Linked DNA regions of Mus musculus: region 2 is linked to region 1. Evidence: chromatin loops called from intact Hi-C (ENCODE). Cell type or tissue: gastrocnemius. All regions are shown on one strand. Each heading gives the region's core, and the rest is flanking DNA. Links, peaks and the distances in the headings are about the cores only.

Region 1 (9,492 bases), core at 2,571-5,070:
TTGTCAGGAAGACACAAAGGCAGGCAGATTCCTGAGTTAAAGGTCAGCCTGAGACACACTGAGTCATTTTCTACCTCCCACCTCCCAAGGGAGGTAGAAATGTTAATTACAGGGCAGGGTCCCTCCCAGGTAGTTAGCATCTGTGCTCAACAGAGGCAGGCAGATCTCTGAGTTCTTTTGCAATGTTAAAAGAAAATGTGTGCTTGCTGTCTCCTAAGAGTTAAGGGGCTGGAGTCCCAGGATGCTGATACAGAGGTTAATCAAAAGGGAACCTGGAGTAAATGACTGAGTTGATATGTAAATAAAACCTGGGCTTTTGGTCTGCAAGAGCTGAGCTAGCACAAAGCAATAGTAGTTCTTAGAACTGAGAAGAGAAGAGAACTGAGAAGAGCTGAGTACCTGGAGATATCTGGAGAGCAAAAACATCTCTTCAAGTTTTTATTTTTCTAACCGGATTTCTGGCTTGGTCAGAAGATCCAAAAATTTTTAAGAGAAGATTCTCTGACTTTGGTCAGAAAACCCATGAGTTATCCAGGTAGCTTTTAGAATTTTTACTAGCAGAGAGAGTTGTCTCAACCAGAGAGTTTACAGACTAGCAAGAAAATGCTGTCTAGAGCAGAAAATACACACAGGCACACACACACACACACAGGCACACACACACACACACACACACACACACACAAACACACACACACAGAGAGAGAGAGAGAGAGAGAGAGAGAGAGAGAGAGAGAGTAAGCAATCTGGAAATTCATCTCAGCAGAACCTAGGGCTTGAACCCATGACTTGACTTCGAGTGGTTTCTTTTCCCAACTCCTCAAAACCCCTTCTCTCTGGAACCCCTCTCCTAGAGGAGGCTGATCCTTGGCACATCTCTTAATTCCAGGCCAGCCTGATCTATTTAGTTAGTTTCAGGACAGCAAAGGTTACACAGAGAATCCCTGCCTCAAACAAAGAACAGAAACAACCAAAAGAAATATGTTTTTTCTCTCTTTAATTGCGTGTGTATTTCATCATTATGTGTGTATGTCTGTCTGTCTGATCTGTGTCTGGTAATTTTAGACTCATCTCTGACCTTTGTCAAGTCAAACAGATGGTTCTTGGCTCTATTTTCTGTCTATTTCCATGGAGAAAGCAGGTAAACAATTTACACATAATGCTGAGCATAATGGCTCCTCCCTGTGATCCAAGCATTTGGGAGGAGTTTGTGGTCATCCTCAGCTACATAGCAAGTTTGAGGCAATCCTAAACTACTTAAGACTTTGTCTCAAAATCAAACAAAAACAATTTGCATGTGGCAACAGTTCTTTGTGCATATATGAACACTGCCTCTTCATGTACACATATTAAAATAAAATATCATTAAACTTTCCCATTACTTTCCTTGTTCTTCATGAAATCACAAACCTGTTACTGAATGCCAAGTATGCTGAGTATAATGAATTTGTATAGTAAGTTCTGCTGAAATACCAATCCAAGCATTTCAATATGTTTCTTACATTTACCAAGAAATGCAGCTAGTATCCACGCACAGCCATTGCAAGTCTGCTTTAGTTCTTCTGCCTGGAACTCAAACTAAAGGAATCAACTTTAATGTTATGGATGTGATAGCAGAAGAATAGCGAGGGTACAACCATGCACTCTATCTTTATTTTTGTTTCTTCAAAGGGCTTCTGCATCCTAAACTAGTGCTGTCTACTCGTGCTGTATGAGTACAGTGCACTCTTCTGCTGTATCACGTCTCTATCCCCATACACTGTATATTAATGCTTTTGTTCAAAGATATGATTCAGGGGTTGAGGGGGATAGCTAAGCAGTAGATAACTTCCTTATAATATACACAGAGCTATGGATTCAATTCCGAGCACTACAATAAAAATAGTAAATGAAAAACACAAGTAAATGAAAAGCACGAGTGGGGCTGGAGAGATGGCTCAGCAGTTAAGAGCACTGACTGCTCTTCTGAAGGTCCTGAGTTCAAATCCCAGCAACCACATGCTGACTCACAACCACCCATAACGAGATCTGACCCCCTCTTCTGGTGTATCTGAAGACAGATACAGTGTACTTACACATAATAAATAAATAAATAAATAAATCTAAAAAAGAAAAGAAAAGAAAAGAAAAACACGAGTGAATGTAAAGTCCCCAAATGAGAAACTCTGGAGGTAGGCCCCAACAAGAAGAGCCTCTGTGTGAGTCTGATATACACTCAAGTTGAAGAAGCAGTTCCTATCATTTGTATTCCCTGTAAGGCAGTTGAATAGTGGGATTGTGGGTAGCTTAAAATGTGTTTGTCATGATCTGTCAACCTGACTAGATTGAGATGCCTAGTGACACACTTCTGGGTGTATCTGTGGGGGTGTTGTCAGAGATGATTGACATGCAGGAGAGCAATTGAGGGGGAATGTAGCTGTTCTGAATGTGGGTGGCAACATCCCAATAGGCCTGGGGCTCCAAAGGAAAAAAGGTGGAGAAATGAAGATTCCTAGCCAGCGTGTGCAAGCTTTATACTTCTTCAGCAGATACGTCTAATGGCCACGGCATGTTCTGTGGCCACCAGATTCCAGAGTCTTTAGCGTCTCAACACTAACTCACACAGAGACTCTCTAAGAAGCTTGTAGGCAATTACAGATGCCACTTCTTCTGAGACTTCCAGCTTTCTTGGACTGCATAGCTAACGTAGTTTTGCTTCTTCCGGGGGCCAATAGTCATTGTTTGGATTATCCAGGATCGAATGTGGGTCCTACTCTAACAAATCCTTCTTTTGCAGTTGTGTATGTGTTTGTGTGTGTTATGAGAGCTTCTTGCTAGCATGCTTGCACACCGAGTGCACGGTCCTGGGTTCCCTCTAGATACAGCAGGCAGAGAGTGATAAATGGGGGTGGGGGGGTGGCGATCCTAGGGAGATAGATTTATTACTATAGTGCTTGCTTTGCAAGGATCAGGACCTGAGTCAGAGCCCTAGACCTTGTGTAAAAAGAGACAGGCATGGTGGCACATGCTTGGAACTCCAGTAGTGGGGAGGCAGAGCTAGGCAGATTCCTGGGACTTGCTAGCCAGCCAGCTTAGCCTACTTGGAACGTTCCAGGCCAGTGAGAAACCCTGTCACCCTAAACAAAGGTGGACAATCCTTCTCAAGGAATGACACCTGAGGTTGCCCTTTGACCTCCCCCCACACCCCACACAGGGGAAGTATACATGGACATACAAACAGAGCACTATAGGCACAAAAGAGGAGGAAAATGAGGGTAGAGAGAAAGGAGAAAGAGAAGAAAATAAGAAAATATAAAAGAGAGGAGAGCAGAGAGGGGTTGGTATTTATTGGGACCATTAACCCATTTGGAAAGCTCAGAAGGTCCCGTTTTCCAAGCAGACCCTTCATTTGAGGCTATGGGAAATGGTGAAAAGTTGGATGATTGGTTGCAAATTAAATAGGTGGGGACAGAGGTCAAGGAGAAGCAGGCTCAGATATATAGATGGGCCACATAAAGAGCTAGACGCTAGCCGGGCAGTGGTGGCGCATGCCTTTAATCCCAGCACTCGGGAGGCAGAGGCAGGCAGATTTCTGAGTTTGAGGCCAGCCTGGTCTACAAAGTGAGTTCCAGGACAGCCAGGACTATACAGAGAAACCCTGTCTCGAAAACCAAAAAAAAAAAAAAACAAAAACAAAAACAAAAAAAAACCTTGGCCGATACCTCTGCCTCTATCTGCGGATACTGCACACAAGGCAGGAAGATCAAGGGAACCAAGTTGAGGGCTGACTTCTAGGCCGCGATCCTCAACTCCAGAGTCCCAGACTTGCACCACCTGGGGTGCTTCTCTTCCTTCTAGCCAGATCAACTCGCGAGCGCACTTTAGTCTCTCAGGGAACCGTGGGAGAGCGCAGCCAGCAGAGGGCGCTAGAGAGCCCGCGGGCGCCGTCTGGGCGGGGCTGGACCCGAGCTTCTCCTCCTTGAAGGCAAGTTTGGGCGGGAGGCGGACACTGTGGGCGGGGCCAGAGGGGGTTGGGACCAGACCATTCCGGAAGGAAGTGGTTCCGGGTCCCGGCCCGCGGGGAGAGCTGGGTGCTGGTTGGAGCAGGAGGCGGGAGCTGCGCGACGGGCGAGGCGGTGAGGGAGCAGCAACAGCGGCGGCGGCTGTAGCGGCGGAGGCTTCGGCGACGGCGACAGCGACAGCGACGGGCTCTGGTGACGACTTCTCTGAGGGGTGAGCGGTCCGGGGAGTGGGCAGAGTGAGGAAGCCCGAGCCTGGGAAGGAGGGAGGGTGTGTCCTTCGCCCACGAGTGGCGGTTCTCACGGTGGCGGGCGGGAACGGGACTGCGGGCGGACTTGGCTTCTCCGGGGACCTCATCCCTTCTCCGGTTCACGCTGGGGCCAGCGCCTTCCCTAAGCGGCTGCCGCCCCTCGAGGCTCAGGCTCCCTTGGCGCGCCCGCTTGGCTCTCTGCCCTGAGGGGGGGTGGGTTCTGAGGCTGTCCCCGCCGGTGCTATTCCTGAGCCGCCGCCAGCTCGGGCACCTGCCCGCCCCCCCCCCCAACCCCCAGGTCTGCCCGCCCACGGCGGCGGGCAGGTGGCGGCGCCAGGCTCCTGCCGCGTGGGTCCCCGGGGACCAGGGAGGGGGCGGTGCCGGGAGGCTGAAGCCCGAGGACGCGGAGCCCTCCGGAGCGGAGCGATGCTCCCGGCTTTGTCCGCCAAAGATGCTCTGGCCTCGGGAGCCGCATCCTCCGCGGACAAGGTCAAAGGCTAGTTAGCTAGCGCAGACCTCCCTGGGAGGAATTCAGTCAACTGGGCCACCGGTCAGGACCGCCCTAGAGAAACTTAGCCCTCGAAATATGCTTTTTTTTTTTTGTTTGTTTTGTTTTTTTTTTTTTTTTTGAGTTACACCTTGAGTGACTGCTTCTCTGGAACACATTCCAAACGGCCAGGAGAAAATAGGGCCCTCGAGGCTTCCGGTCAGGCTACCTTTTTAACTTTTCTTTTCTTTTATAAGCCTGGAAAGAAAAGCTAGGCCCTTCCCCATGGCAAGCAAGCACTCCACCGTAGAGCTATGTACCTTTTGAGATAGAGTCTCACTCAACACAGGATGCTGTTTAACTCATTCTATTGGTCAGGCTGGGCAGTCCTCGAACTTTGTACCCACTCTCCATCCTGAGTAGATTATAGGCCTGCGTGGCCAGGCCTGGCATATTTAAACTTTTCTTTTTCCCTAGATGTGAACAGGTCCAAAACTTTAAAAGGCTTGTTTGTTCATTTATGTTGAGGCTTTCTTTTTTTCTTCCTTTTTTTTAAAAAAAGGGAGTCTTTAAAGAAAGGATGGTCTTGAACTCACAGTGTAGCCAAGGATAGCCTTGAGTTTCTGACTCCCGGTCTCTGGCCCCTAAATGCCAGGGTTGCAGGTGCATGCCAGTCATGTTTGTTTTATTTTCCTCGGTTATTGATAGCAGTTCAGCTTCCCAGTTACTCCGTGTTCTAAAAAAAATAAAACAAGTTAGTAAGGGTTTTTCTAAGTGAACAAAGTTTGAAGTTATGACTTACTTGAATTATATCTGATTACCTTGTCCAAATCACTTAACTTTTTCTAAGGTATTTCCTCAGCAATGAACAAGGGATTATAATGTGTGTCTTACCTTTTAGGGTCATATGAGACATTTATGAAAGTATATTTCACATACTTTGTCTTACTTACTGCAGGTTTTACTTTCTTGTAAAAATTTCAGAGCACAGAAGCATTTTTTTTTTGTTTTTTTGAGACAGGGTTTCTCTGTGTAGCCCTGGCTGTCCTGGAACTCACTCTGTAGACCAGGCTGGCCTCGAACTCAGAAATCCACCTGCCTCTGCCTGTGCCTCCCTTGTGCTGGGATTAAAGGCATGGGCCACCAACACCCGGCGCACAGAAGCATCTTGAAGCACAAAAATTTTAAATGTAAACTTTTGGAGCTGGGGAAAATGGCCCAGTCAGTAATACTTGCTGTGGAATCATGAGAACTGGGGTTAAGATCCCTTGTACCTGAATAAAAAGCCAGCAGCAAAGTATTTATCTCTAATTCCAGCTCTCAAGAAACAGACAGGAGAGTTTCTGAGGCTGGCTAACCATTCAGATAAGCTGAAATGGTGAACTTCAGGTGGTATAAAAGATTCCTGTCTTAAAAAAAAGTTACGTAGAGAGCTACTGAAAAAGATCTATTTCTCTGCTCTTCTTGGGCATACACACACACACACACACACACACACACACACACACACACACAAGGACATACATATTTCTAAAAGGTCTAGTTTTTGAAATCTATTCTGGGGCTAGGTATGGAATAGCATTGGTAGAGTACTTGTCTAGCATGTTTGAAGCCATGATTTGTATTGCCAGAACTCAAAAGGTAAAGACAAAAAGATTGCAAAATCATGTGTGAGGTGTGTGTTTCTTGCAGTGCTGTGAATTGAGCTCAGGATTTCCTACATGCCAGGTAATCACTTTGTACCAGTTTAGCTGTATCACTAGCCCTCAGTTTTTTTGTTTTTTGTTTTAGTTTTTTGTCAAGCAGGATGCCACTGCTTAGCTCATGTTTGCCTCAGGCTCTTGAGTGTTTGGATTACAGGTATGTGGGACAAAGTTTGGTTGAGAAGCAGAAGTTTGAGGCCAGTCTAGGCACTATTAAGACCTTGATTTAATTTTTTTTTCAAGACAGGCTTTTTCTGTGTAGTTCTGGTTATCCTGGAACTCACTCTGTAGACCAGGTTAGCCTCGAACTCAGAAATCCACCTGTCTCTAAGACCCTGTTTTAATAGGTGTAGTGGGCCATGCCTTTAATTCCAGCACTAAGGAATAGACATAGGCAGATAGATCTCTCTGTGAGATTGAGGCCATCCTGATCTACATAGTGAGCTCCAGAGCTATAGAGTGAGACCCTGTCTTGAAATAACAACAGCAAAACAAACAAACAAACAAACAAACCAAAAAAGGACTCATTTTCAAAGACTCTTAAGTGATACTTTTTGGCCCTACACCATACTCTTTCATACTCAAGTTTGAACTTTAAGTTGTTTTTCATAGTGTATACTGTGTACATTGAACATAGCTCCCTTTTTGTTTGTTTTTTGACACAGGGTCTTATTTAGATCAACTTGACGCAAATTTATAGTCCTTTTACCTGACCCTCCTTCGTGCTGGAATTCTGGGATTATAGGCATATGTCACCACACCTAAATCACTTTTCTTTTTTTTTAAAGATTAATTAATTTATTATATGAAAGTACACTGTAGCTGTCTTCAGACACACCAGAAGAGGGCATTGGATCTTGTTACAGATGGTTGTGAGCCACCATGTGGTTGCTGGGATTTGAACTCCGGACCTCTGGAAGAGCAGTCGGGTGCTCTAACCCACTGAGCCATCTCACCAGCCCCTAAATCACTTTTCTTTCTTCCCTTCATTCTTTTCATGTGACAGGATCTCACTTAGTCCAGACTGGCCTCAAACTCAGTGAGCATCACCTAGATTTTTCATCATCTGCCTCTATATCTTAAATATTGGGATTTTAGGCATGTGTACATCACACTTGGTTTACACCAGTGGGTCTCAACCTTCCTAATGCTGTAACCCTTTACTACAGTTCCTTATGTTATGGTGATCCCCCCAACATAAAATTAGTTTCCTTGCTACCCCATAACTGTAATTTTGCAACTGTTAGGAAACAAAATGTAAATATCTGTGTTTTCTGATGGTCTTAGGGGATCTCTGTGAAAAGGTCCATTAAAGGGGTTGTGACTCACAGGTTGAAAACTACTGATTTATATGGTGCTGGGGACTGAATTTATGGCTTCGTGAATGCTAGACAAACACTGTACTAATTAAGCAGCGTCCTGGGCCTTCTTCCTTTGTTATTTTATTTTATTTTTTGTTTTTTTTTGGGGGGGGGTTTGTTTGTTTGTTTGTTTTTTGAGACAGGGTTTCTCTGTGTATATCCCTGGCTGTCCTGGAACTCACTCTGTAGACCAGGCTGGCCTCGAACTCAGAGATCCGCACCTGCCTCTGCCTCCCAAGTGCTGGGATTAAAGGCGTGCGCCACCACCGCCCGGGATGTTATTTTAATTTTTTAATCTTGTAACTGAACACATATTTATTCTTTAACTTTTACTGATAAATATGTTTACCACAGTGAGTGTGTATATGTGTTGTATGTGTGTATTCATTCATGTCAGTGTTTTCCTTGGTTGTTGTCTATCTTATTTTTAAATGTTTATGTTTTATTATTAGAGTGTGGGAGGGTATGCACGTGTGTGTGCTGGAACACACGTGGAGGTCAGAAAGCTTTGTGGAATCAGTTCTCTCTGCCTTTACATGGATCTGAGAGATCAACTCAGTTTCCAGGCTCGTGTGCCAAGAGTCTATCTGCTGATCTAGCTCATTGTCCTGTGCCTTGTTTTTGAGACAGCGTGTGTTGGATTGGCTGGCCAGCAAATGCCTTTCCAGCCCAGGGGTTACAGTTGTGCTGCTGTCTTAGCTTGTTTGGAGGGAATAGGGATCTGAACTCAGGGCCTCTTGCATGGTGAAGGCTTTACTGTTGGGTCTGTTCCTTCAGCCTCCTACAAGGAGTATTTGACTGGTCATTGTTTTTAATGCATCTCAAAGAATTTGATTATTTAGGCTTTGTGTCTGTACGCACACACACAAGACAGGGTTTTACTCTATAGCCAGGCTGACTTCAGACTAACTGTAAAGCCTGGCTTAAGATTCATAGCTATCCTCCACCTTCCAGCCTCCAAAGTGCTGGGATTCTAGGTGTAAGCTGCTGCACTTGGCTTAACTTTTACTTACTTTTTTTTTTTTTTTTTTACTTTTAAATAAACAGCTCTTTAGGGCTGGAGAGATAGATGACTTGGCAATTAAGAACATTTGTTTTCTTGTAGAAAACCTGGATTCAGTTCTCAGCACCCACATGATTGTTCACAAGTATTGAAACTCCAGTTCCAGGATATCTGATGATTTTTTTTTTTGGCCTTAGTGGGCACCACATGCACAAATAATACAATACAGAACATACATATAGACCAATACTCATAAACATAAAGTAAAAAAATAAATAAAAAGATGCACTATTTCACATGTATTGTATGTGTGCATATATATATATATACATATATATATGTATGTATATATATGCATGTTCATGGCATAGCATGTATGTGGAAGAAAGAAAGACTTGTAGGCTCTTTAAAAAACACATGGGTTCTAGAGATCCAACTTAAGTCATTGTGCTTATATGGCAAGAAGTTTTACCTACTGAGGTATCTCCCCAGCCTGTAAGCACATAAGTATTTTTGTTTTAGTGGCCTATCTTTGTATTTGGCTCTTTCTATTGTGTTTACTTTTCAAATACTTTACCCCTTGTGATCAAAGTAAGAATGATAAGCAAAAGTGGAGTGCTGTGTGCACTTAATGACTCTTCCTTACTGAAGAACTGGTGAGAAGGTAACACACGCTCTGTGACAATGAG
Region 2 (9,492 bases), core at 3,842-6,341, 57 kb before region 1:
TGCATTTGGTTTAAGTTTTTACCAAACTTTGGAAAATTATCAAGTGTTTTTGCATTCCTCTAAAGCTTAATGTCTTGTAGCAGATTCCTGATGATATTGTTGTGATAATACAGCCTTTCTTCCAGGGGACATGAGTCAGAAGGAGTGTTGCAGCGACCCATTCTGCTTCCTCAGGCTATCTGGTTCTAGGACTCTTGTCTCTGTATACAACCAAAACTGAGGTTCTAGGTCAAACTTCATTCACAATAGCCTTTGAATGATTTTTTTTTAATGTCATACGGACACTGTTAGTGAAAAGACTATTAAACAGGTACCTCAATTTTATGTATTTATTAAGAAATTATGCTGGGCAGTGGTGGCGCACGCCTTTAATCCCAGCACTTGGGAGGCAGAGGCAGGCAGATTTCTGAGTTCGAGGCCAGCCTGTTCTACAGAGTGAGTTCCAGGGTTATACAGAGAAACCCTGTCTCAGAAGGAAGGAAGGAAGGAAGGAAGGAAGGAAGGAAGGAAGGAAGGAAGGAAGGAAGGAAGGAAGGGGGGAAGGGAAGGAAGGAAGAAAGAAAAGAGAGAAAGGGAGAAGGGGAAGGAAGGAAGGGAGGAAGGAAGGAAAGAAAGAAAGAGAGAGAGAGAGAGAGAGAGAGAGAGAGAGAGAGAGAGAAAGAGGTTATATATGCCATATTATTTGTGTTATCATTTGCTACATAGTAAAGTACCCTAAACCTTGTCAGATTAAGTAAAAACAGTATGAGCCGGGCGGTGGTGCCCAGCACTTGGGAGACAGAGGCAGGTGAATTTCTGGGTTCGAGGTCAGCCTGGTCTACAAAGGGAGTTCCAGGACAGCCAGGGCTACACAGAGAAACCCTGTCTCAAAAAACCAAAAACAAACAAACAAAAAGTAAAAACAGTATGTCTTCATTCCTAAGTTCCTTGGGTTTGAAATTGAAGTTAGCTCAATTCAGAGCTTGGTGGTTTGGGTACAAGATTTCATGAGGATTTTGTCAGAATGCTGGCCAGGGCTATAGCATCTGATGGCTTAACTGGGCCTCTTGTGAGACTTTCATTACAGGGCTACTGAAGGAGGGACAGGCTCAGTTCCTCATTCCCACAAGCCTCTCCACAAACCTACTTGTGAGTACAAAATGGCTGACCTCCCTCAGATCTATTGTTATTCAATACAAAGGGAGTTGAGTGCCACCTGTTGAAGGAATATATATATATATATATATATATATATATATATATATATATAATCAGTTGTGTTTGATTATGTATCAATTGTTAATACATACAATTTACATTAAAACTACTAAATACTATTGAGACTTTTAGCTTTATTAATTATTATTTTTATTATTTGTAGTCTTAGAGAGCAAATTCAGGAACTTCCATGTTACATTGAGTAGTCTACCACTGTCTTAATATCCTGAGCACTATTGAACATTTTATAAAAACATTTATTTTTTTCAAATTTGTGTTTGCCCTGCGATAGTTAAAATAGGAGCTGGTATTTTTGAGTCTAAGATTTTCTGTAAGGTGGGCTATTTGTGGAAGAAGGTTGCCATTTCTGGGGACCAAATGAGGACTTGTTACAGAAAAGTGTAGTAAGGAAAGAGGGTGAGGCTGTTTCTGCAGGCCAGTCAGTGATGCCCATTCCTTTCTGCCAAGAGAAGTAAGGGGAAAATAGAGAAATGTGTGTTTTGCACTCTGCATTATATACCATGTATGCCTCAGAGTTTACAACTCAGCATCTTGGATATTAAAGTCCCTTTCTGGTAAAGCTTTTGTAGTAAATGTATGGTTTTGTTTGTATGAATTTAATGTTTCAAATTCTCCAAACCCTCCCATATACTTCTCCTTGCTCTCTTTCAAATTCATGATTTTTTTTTTTTTTTTTTTTTGGTTTTTTTGAGACCGGGTTTCTCTGTATAGCCCTGGCTGTCCTGGAATTCACTGTGTAGACCAGGCTGGCCTCGAACTCAGAAATCCGCCTGCCTCTGCCTCCCAAATGCTGGGATTAAAGGCGTCAGCTACCACACCCAGCTTTATTGTTACATATATGTATATACATTTATATGTGTGTATATGACTATGAATATGAATATACTAATATGAATATATTAGTAATTCCTAAGTACATAACCAAGTATAGGAAGCCCTTTTTTGAGTTGTTAGTCAGGGTTGTTCAAGAGACACCCAAAACATAGGCTATTGCTCTTTGCCTTAGTTGCTCTCAGAGGTGGAAGGTTAGTCCTTATTGCTGAAAATACCATGTACTTCCGACACAGAACCCAGAAACTTCTGAGCTACAAGTGTATGTTTTTGTACTCTTTCCAGTTCCTATATATTTAGGGCCACTATCTGGTTATGCTGTTTGTTACCTCTTGGTAAGATAATAAAATGTGGGGCAGAGGATCTCCATGTTGAAGCACAAACTATTGTTCCAACTTGATGACCTAAATATAATGATGTCATAGTATCATAATTCTCTACAAAGATTCATGTTACATACATATTGATACCTCTGTAAGAAAACTGTGTCACTCTGATCTGGTTTTTTTCAAATTGTAGAAGTAGTACCAGTCATGAGCTGTGGCTATCATATTTTTTGTCCCTTACAGATGGAGAAAATGAAGAAGGGGCGAGTGGCAACTTCTGCTGCTTCTGGGGGTCATGGGTCCCCACTGAGAAGATGCGAGCCTCCTGAAGATATTTCCAAGAGGTTGTCTTCTCCTGTGAAATCCAAGTAAGCAGTATTTCCCTTGTCAGAACTCTGATGGTTAACAGTCAAACTTAGTTTGGTTCCATCCAACATTGTGGCTTCTGCTCTGCCAAAAGCACGACCAGCAAAAAGATTTGAGCAAGACAAATGCCTACCTTTGAGGTATGTGCTCCATGCTTATATATCTTCTGGATAAATGAAGGACCATTTATAAGTTCATTGCTTGGTAACATATATAGGACTCATATTTGCCAAGATTATATGTTCATCGTTTTCTCTTTAAAGCCTTCAATTCTGTTTTTCTCTTCCTTATTCCCTCTGGAATTATCCTTTTTCTTCTGATGAACCAGGTCTAGCTCTAGATTGAAGTGATTGCATTATTTGTGGGCACCTGCTCACCATCTTTCATTATTGGAGCTTAGCAATTTTGTTTTGGAGACATAGTCTCCAAAACCAAGTTCTCGTGACCTTGAACTGATCTTTCTGTCTCTGATTCTACAGTGTTGAGATAATAGGTATATGTTATCACACGACACAATATTTTCCAATAAAACACATAATTTTCATTAGGGATAGATAAACTCAACAAGGACAATATAAAAAAACAAATTTATGATCATTGTCCCAAGTTACTAAAAAATTTTACCAACAGTAATTGACAAGAGTGATTCAGTTGAAGGGTCAGTGGGTCAGTAAAATGGTTTGCTTGCTAAAGGTGCTTACCATAAAAGCCTGGCTACCTGAGTTTGATCCCAGGAACTCACCTAAAAGTGGAAGGATTGTCCTCTGACCACTATACATGTACCATTGCACACATCCCCTCTTCATGAACACACATATAGAAATAATAAAAGAGTGAATCAGTAACAACCTAATTCCGAAGTAGAGTGGAAAGGTATAATGTTACTTAGAAGTTTTTCTATGCAGGATTACATAAGATCATCTTCATGCAAGTATATAATGTTTTTTGAGCATATATCCCTCAGTGTAACATTTGAGTGGAGACCTACCTATATGAAGTGAGGATCAGGCCTCAGTTGGAGCCTTCTTCATCTGAAGCTTGTTTGCATTATATCAACATTTCATGTTCAGTTAGTGGTCTTACTTTGAGGCTGGAGAGTGTCTTTTTTTTTTCTTAAAAAGAAATACATTAAATTGGGGCTGGCTTACAATTTCAGAGTTTTAGTCCATTATCATCATGGCAGGAAACATGGTAGAATGCAGGCAGACATGGTGCTAGAGAGTTCTACATCTTGATCTAAGGGCATAGCATGACCATAGGAGACCTTAAAGCCTGTCTGACACATTTCCTCCAACTAGGCCACACCTCCTAATAGTGCCATCCCTATGTGTGAATCATTCAAACACCTGAGTCTGTGAGGGCCATACCTATATTCAAATCACCATAGACATCAACATGGGCCCAGGTGATAGTTCAGACCAGGGATATCCGCCTGGCCTTTGGTGATATCAGACCTACTACTGAAGGGCCATGGATCCTGATATGGCCCTTGTTGGCAAAACAGGCTAGGACCTCACCATGGCCTTAGGGTGACACTGTTGGCTACTCTCATGAGGCTGTTCCTCGCTACCTTGGAGTCTCCAGTTCCACATCCTTTCGTGTCTCTTTTTTTAACATCCCAATTGCTGCCCACAATTCCGTCCTCCTTCCCCCCTCCCCTTCCCTGAGAGGATGCCCACACCCTGGGTATTCCCCTACTCTGGCCCATCAAGTCTCTGCAGGGTTAGGCACATCCTCTACCACTGATGCCATACAAAGCAGCCCTGTTGGGGAATGGATTCCCCAGACAGGCATCAGCTTTAGGGACAGCCCTCACTCCAGTTGTTGGGCTACCTGCATGGAGAGTGAGCTACATATGAGCAGGGAGGTCTAGGTCCAGCCTGTGTATGTTCTTTGATTGGTGGTTCAGTCTCTGAGAGCTCCCAAGGTCCCAGGTTAGTTTACTCTGTTGGTCTTCCTATAGAGTTCCTGTCCCCTTTAGGGCCTTTAATTCTTCCCCCAACTCCTCCACAAGAGTCCCTACCTCCACCCAATGTTTATCTGTGGATATCTGAATCTGTTGTAGTCAGCTGCTGGGTGGAACCTCTCGGGGAACAGCTATGCTAGGCTCCTGTCTGCAAGCATAAGCAGAGTATCATTAATAGTGTCAAGGATTGGTGCTTACCCATGGACTGGGTCTCAAGTTGGACCAGTTATTGATTGGCCATTCCCTCAGTCTCTGTTCCATCCTTCATCCCTGAATCTCTTTTCAGACAGGATAAATTTTGGGTTGAAAGCTTTGTGTGTGGATTGGTGTCCCCATCCCTCCATTGGTAGTTCTGCCTGACTACAGGAGGTGGCCTCTTCAGAACCCTCAGGGGGGTTGTCTATTTATTGTTATAGGACAGATGCTCAGTATGTGTCTGTCTTAGTTCATTAGAGCTAGGAATGCGTCACAGTTTAGAGTTGCTCAGGCTTGGGGATGCATGTACAGACTTAATTGGTTAAGCATCCTTGATCTGACTATTTGAAATCTGAGCATTTCTCAGCAGTACCATGATGCTTTAAAAAATTTGGAATATGGAGCATTTCAGATTTCAAAACTTTCTATTAAGAATGATTAACCTGGGGCTGGTGAGATGGCTCAGTGGTTAAGAGCGCCGACTGCTCTTCCGAAGGTCCTGAGTTCAAATCCCAGCAGCCACATGGTGGCACACAACCATCCCCAACGAAATCTGATTCCCTTTTCTGGAGTATCTGAGGACAGCTGCAGTGTACTTACATATAGTAAATAAATAAATGTTAAAAAAAAAAAAAAAAAGAATGATTAACCTAAAAATAAGCAAAGAAAATAAAACACAGCAGGGAAAGGGGGAAAAAAAGAATGCTTAACTTTGGTTAAAGAGTTGAGAGGTCTAAAGAGAAGCAAGTGTTTCTGGTTTTAAAATGTTCAGAAAAGCCAGACTACATTTGGGAGGCTGAAGCATAGGGATCATATAAATTTCTAGGCCAAAGCTGGGTGTGGTGGCGCACTTGGGAGGCAGCGGCAGGTGAATTTCTGAGTTCGAGGCCAGCCTGGTCTACAGAGTGAGTTCCACAACAGCCAGGGCTATACAGAGAAACCCTGTCTCAAAAAACCAAAAATGAATGAATCAATGAATGAATGAATGAATAAATTTCTAGGCTGGCCTGAGCCAGAATATGCTACATATTTAAACCTTTCTTCCAAGTAAATAAAAATAAAATACTCAGAAAAACAGGTTCCTACTAGGTGAAAAATAGTGGATGAATAACATGGGTGTAGACCAGTCTAGAGAATCATGAGAGCTTATATGCCCCAAGCATAAATTAATTAAATTTTAGCCAAACTATACATTAAAGAACTCATTGGTCACAACTGCCAATAACCACATGGATGGATCTCAGGAATGTCATAATGATTGGGAAAAGCAAGTTATAGAAGAATCTCAATGGTAAATTTCATTTATTTTTAGTTCCCAGATTACTTCTTAAACAATGTTCTTCAGAATTAAATGTGGTAAAATGAATTTTTATAAAAATAACATGGTATACATAAAATTTAGGAAGATACTGGATTCTTTGAATGAGGAAAGATGGGGATCAGACAAAGAAGGGGCACACAGGAATTTTCAACATAATGACAGTGCCATTCTTCTGGATTAAATGGTGGACGTGTGGGCACTTACTGTTTCATTCTTTACACCTTAATATATTTTATAACCTTTGTTTTATGTATTCAGTATTGAAGAAAGACAAGAAAAAGAAACTTGATATTAAAAATTGTATCCCACATAAGCAAACTCTACTTATTATTGACATTTTCTAATTTAAATATGCATGGGTGCTTTACCCACATGTATATCTGTGCACCGGAGTGTGTCTGGTACTCATGGAGCCCAGATTCCTGTGGAACTGAAGTTAAAGAAAGTTACCTGCTGTCATGTAGCTACTAGGAATTGAACCCAGGTCTTCTGGAAGAACAGCCGGTGTTCTTAACCACTGAGCCATCTCTCCAGCTCTGGGTATGTTTATGGGAGAGTTTCTAGACTGTTATTTGGGGTAGAAAGAGATGCCCTAAATGTGAACGGCACCATTCCATGGGCTGGCAAGCTGAACATCAATGTTCATTGTTGTTTCCTGACTGCAGATACAATGTGACTAGCTGTCTAATGCTTTTACCATCATGTTATACTATTAACCAACCAGCAAAACAAACAAAAAGCACATGTTTTCTTTCCTAAATTACTTTTGTCAGATATTTTATCACAAGAAGAAAAGTAACTTGCACAAAAAGGTATTTTGCATAGGTCAAAATAAGCATCTCATTGCTCTAAATCATTTGCTCATAGAAAACCAGGAATATTTAATTGTTTTTGTCTAGGAGCCATTCCCATAGACTTCTCTGGCAGACGCACTGTATGGTTATCCACTCCCATAGATAATTGACCGTAGGGCACCCTGTGTTGACTATTCAGCCGTGTTTTGTCACCACCATTTGTTAATAGGCTTTATTATCTGAGCTTTTTTATCTGAACTTTTCCATGTAAAGGATAATTGAAAACATCAAGAGATACCTGGTCCTATAGGTATATGTATTTACCCACTCCGTAATACTATATGTTTAAGTCTTATCAAAGGATCATTTGAATTTGGATCAACTTTTAAGCCTTTCTCTTTAGTTCATTTCAGTTTTAAAGAATTATAAGTACCCTTTCATCCACATTTGTTTTATCATCTCATCCCCTCTATCAGTAGACATATTCCATTATCTCCCAGAACTTTTGAAAGTAAGTTGCTGACAATATGTCCCTCAAAAACAAAGGCATTCTTTTATTTACTATGAAGGTTGATCTTCATTGTCAACTTGTTTAGATTTGGAATCACCTAAGAGACACACCTCTGGGCATGTGTTTGAGGGAGTCTCTAAAGAGGTTTAGCATATGTTAGCATATTCTGTTTATTAATGAAGGGTTAGGATAGTTGAATATACACAGAATTTCTTCCCAAATAATCTATTCTCACTTAAAGGGTAGAAGGGGTTTGTTCCGGGTTTTTTTTTATTGGACATTTTATTTACATTTTAAATGTTATCCCCTTTCCCAATCCCCCCTAGAAGTCCCCTATTGCATCCCCCTCCCCCTGATTCTATGAGAGTGTTCCCCCACCCACCCTCCCACTCCTGCCTCCCCACCCTCGCATTCCCATACACTGGGGCATTGAGCTTTCACAGGACCAAGGGCCTCTCCTCCTGTTGATGTCCAACAAGGCCATCCTTAGCTACATATGCGGCTGGAGCCATGGGTCCCTCCATGTGTACTCTTTGGTTGGTGGTTTAGTCCCTGGGAGCTCTGCGGGGTCTGGTTGGTTGATATTGTTGTTCTTCCTATGGGGTTGCAAACCCCTTCAGCTCCTTAAGTCCTTTCTCTAACTCCTCCACTGAGCTCAGTTCAATGGTTAGCTGCAAACATCCGCCTCTGTATTTGTAAGGCTCTGGCAGAGCCTCTCAGGAGACAGCTATATCAGGCTCCTGTCAGCAAGCATTTCTTGGCATCTGCAATAGTGTCTGGGTTTCGTGACTGTATATGGGATGGATCCCTAGGTGGGGCAGTCTCTGGATGGTCTTTCCTTCAGTCTCTGCTCCACACCTTGTCTCCATATTTCTTCCCATGAGTATTTTGTTCCCCTTCTAAAAAGGACCGAAGCATCCACACTTTGGTCTTCCTTCTTCATGAGTTTCATGTGATCTGTGAATTTTATCTTGGTTATTCCTAGCTTCTGGGCTAATATCCACTTATCAGTGAGTGCATGCCATGTGTGTTCTTTTGTGATTAGATTACCTCACTCTGGATGATATTTCTAGTTCCATTCATTTGCCTAAGAATTTCATGAATTAATTGCTTTTAATAGCTGAGTAGTATTGCATTATGTAAATGTATCACATTTTCTGTATCCATTCCTCTTTTGAGGGACTTCTGGGTTCTTTCCAGCTTCTGGCTATTATAAATAGGGCTGCTATGAACATAGTAGAGCATGTGTCCTTATTACCAGTTGGAACATCTTCTGGGTATATGCCCAGGAGAGGTATTGCTGGATCTACGAGTAGTACTATGTCCAGTTTTCTGAGGAACCTCCAGATTGACTTCCAGAGTGGTTGTTACAAGCTTGCAATCCCCCCAGCAATGGAGGAGTGTTCCTCTTTCTCCACATCCTTGCCAGCATCTGCTGTCAGCTGAGTTTTTAATCTTAGCCATTCTGTCTGGTGTGAGGTAGAATCTCAGGGTTGTTTTGATTTGCATTTCCCTGATGACTAAGGATGTTGAACATTTCTTTTGGTGTTTCTCAGCCATTCGGTATTCCTTAGAAGAGAATTCTTTAGTTAGTTCTGTGCCCCATTTTTTTTAGAGGCTTCTTTTTCTTTTTTTTTTTAATTAGATATTTTTATTAGATATTTTCTTCACTTACATTTCAAATGCTATCCTGAAAGTCCTCTATACCCTCCCCCTGCCTTGCTCCCCAACCCACCCACTCCTGCTTCCTGGCCCTGGTGTTCCCCTGTACTGGGGCATATAATCTTCACAAGACCTAGGACCTCTCCTCCCATTTATGGCCTACTAGGCCATCCTCTGCTACATATGCAACTAGAGACACAAGCTCTGGGGGGGGGGGTACTGGTTAGTTCATATTGTTGTTCCTCCTATAGGACTGCAAACCCCTTTAGCTTCTTGGGTACTTTCTCTAGCTCCTTCATTGG

The links. Hi-C counts contacts between places; a loop is a spot of excess contacts. Peaks named below come from ENCODE experiments on the same cell type or tissue, not always from the same donor. Only the 100,000 strongest peaks of a DNase experiment are listed, where the experiment ranks them.
Region 2: a loop joins it to region 1, with 4 times the contacts of the local background. A loop is called at or near these places in 2 of 42 quality-filtered maps.

The regions. Positions count from the first base shown.
Region 1 is chrX:159,528,624-159,538,115 of GRCm38, forward strand. It overlaps Bclaf3 (Bclaf1 and Thrap3 family member 3), which reads left to right and starts at 4,045. Exons shown (of 12, transcript NM_001033472.2): 1 at 4,045-4,212. In gastrocnemius, for the core only: a CTCF peak has its summit at 3,893 (motif pointing right); DNase peaks (open chromatin) are centred at 3,982 and 4,411; H3K4me3 peaks cover 1,302 bases; H3K27ac peaks cover 731 bases.
Region 2 is chrX:159,470,207-159,479,698 of GRCm38, forward strand. It overlaps Map7d2 (MAP7 domain containing 2), which reads left to right. Exons shown (of 17, transcript NM_001081124.2): 8 at 2,619-2,743. Among named protein-coding and RNA genes, the nearest start is that of Gm39546, 42 kb to the right of the region's middle. In gastrocnemius, for the core only: no CTCF peak of the experiment used is centred there; no DNase peak of the experiment used is centred there.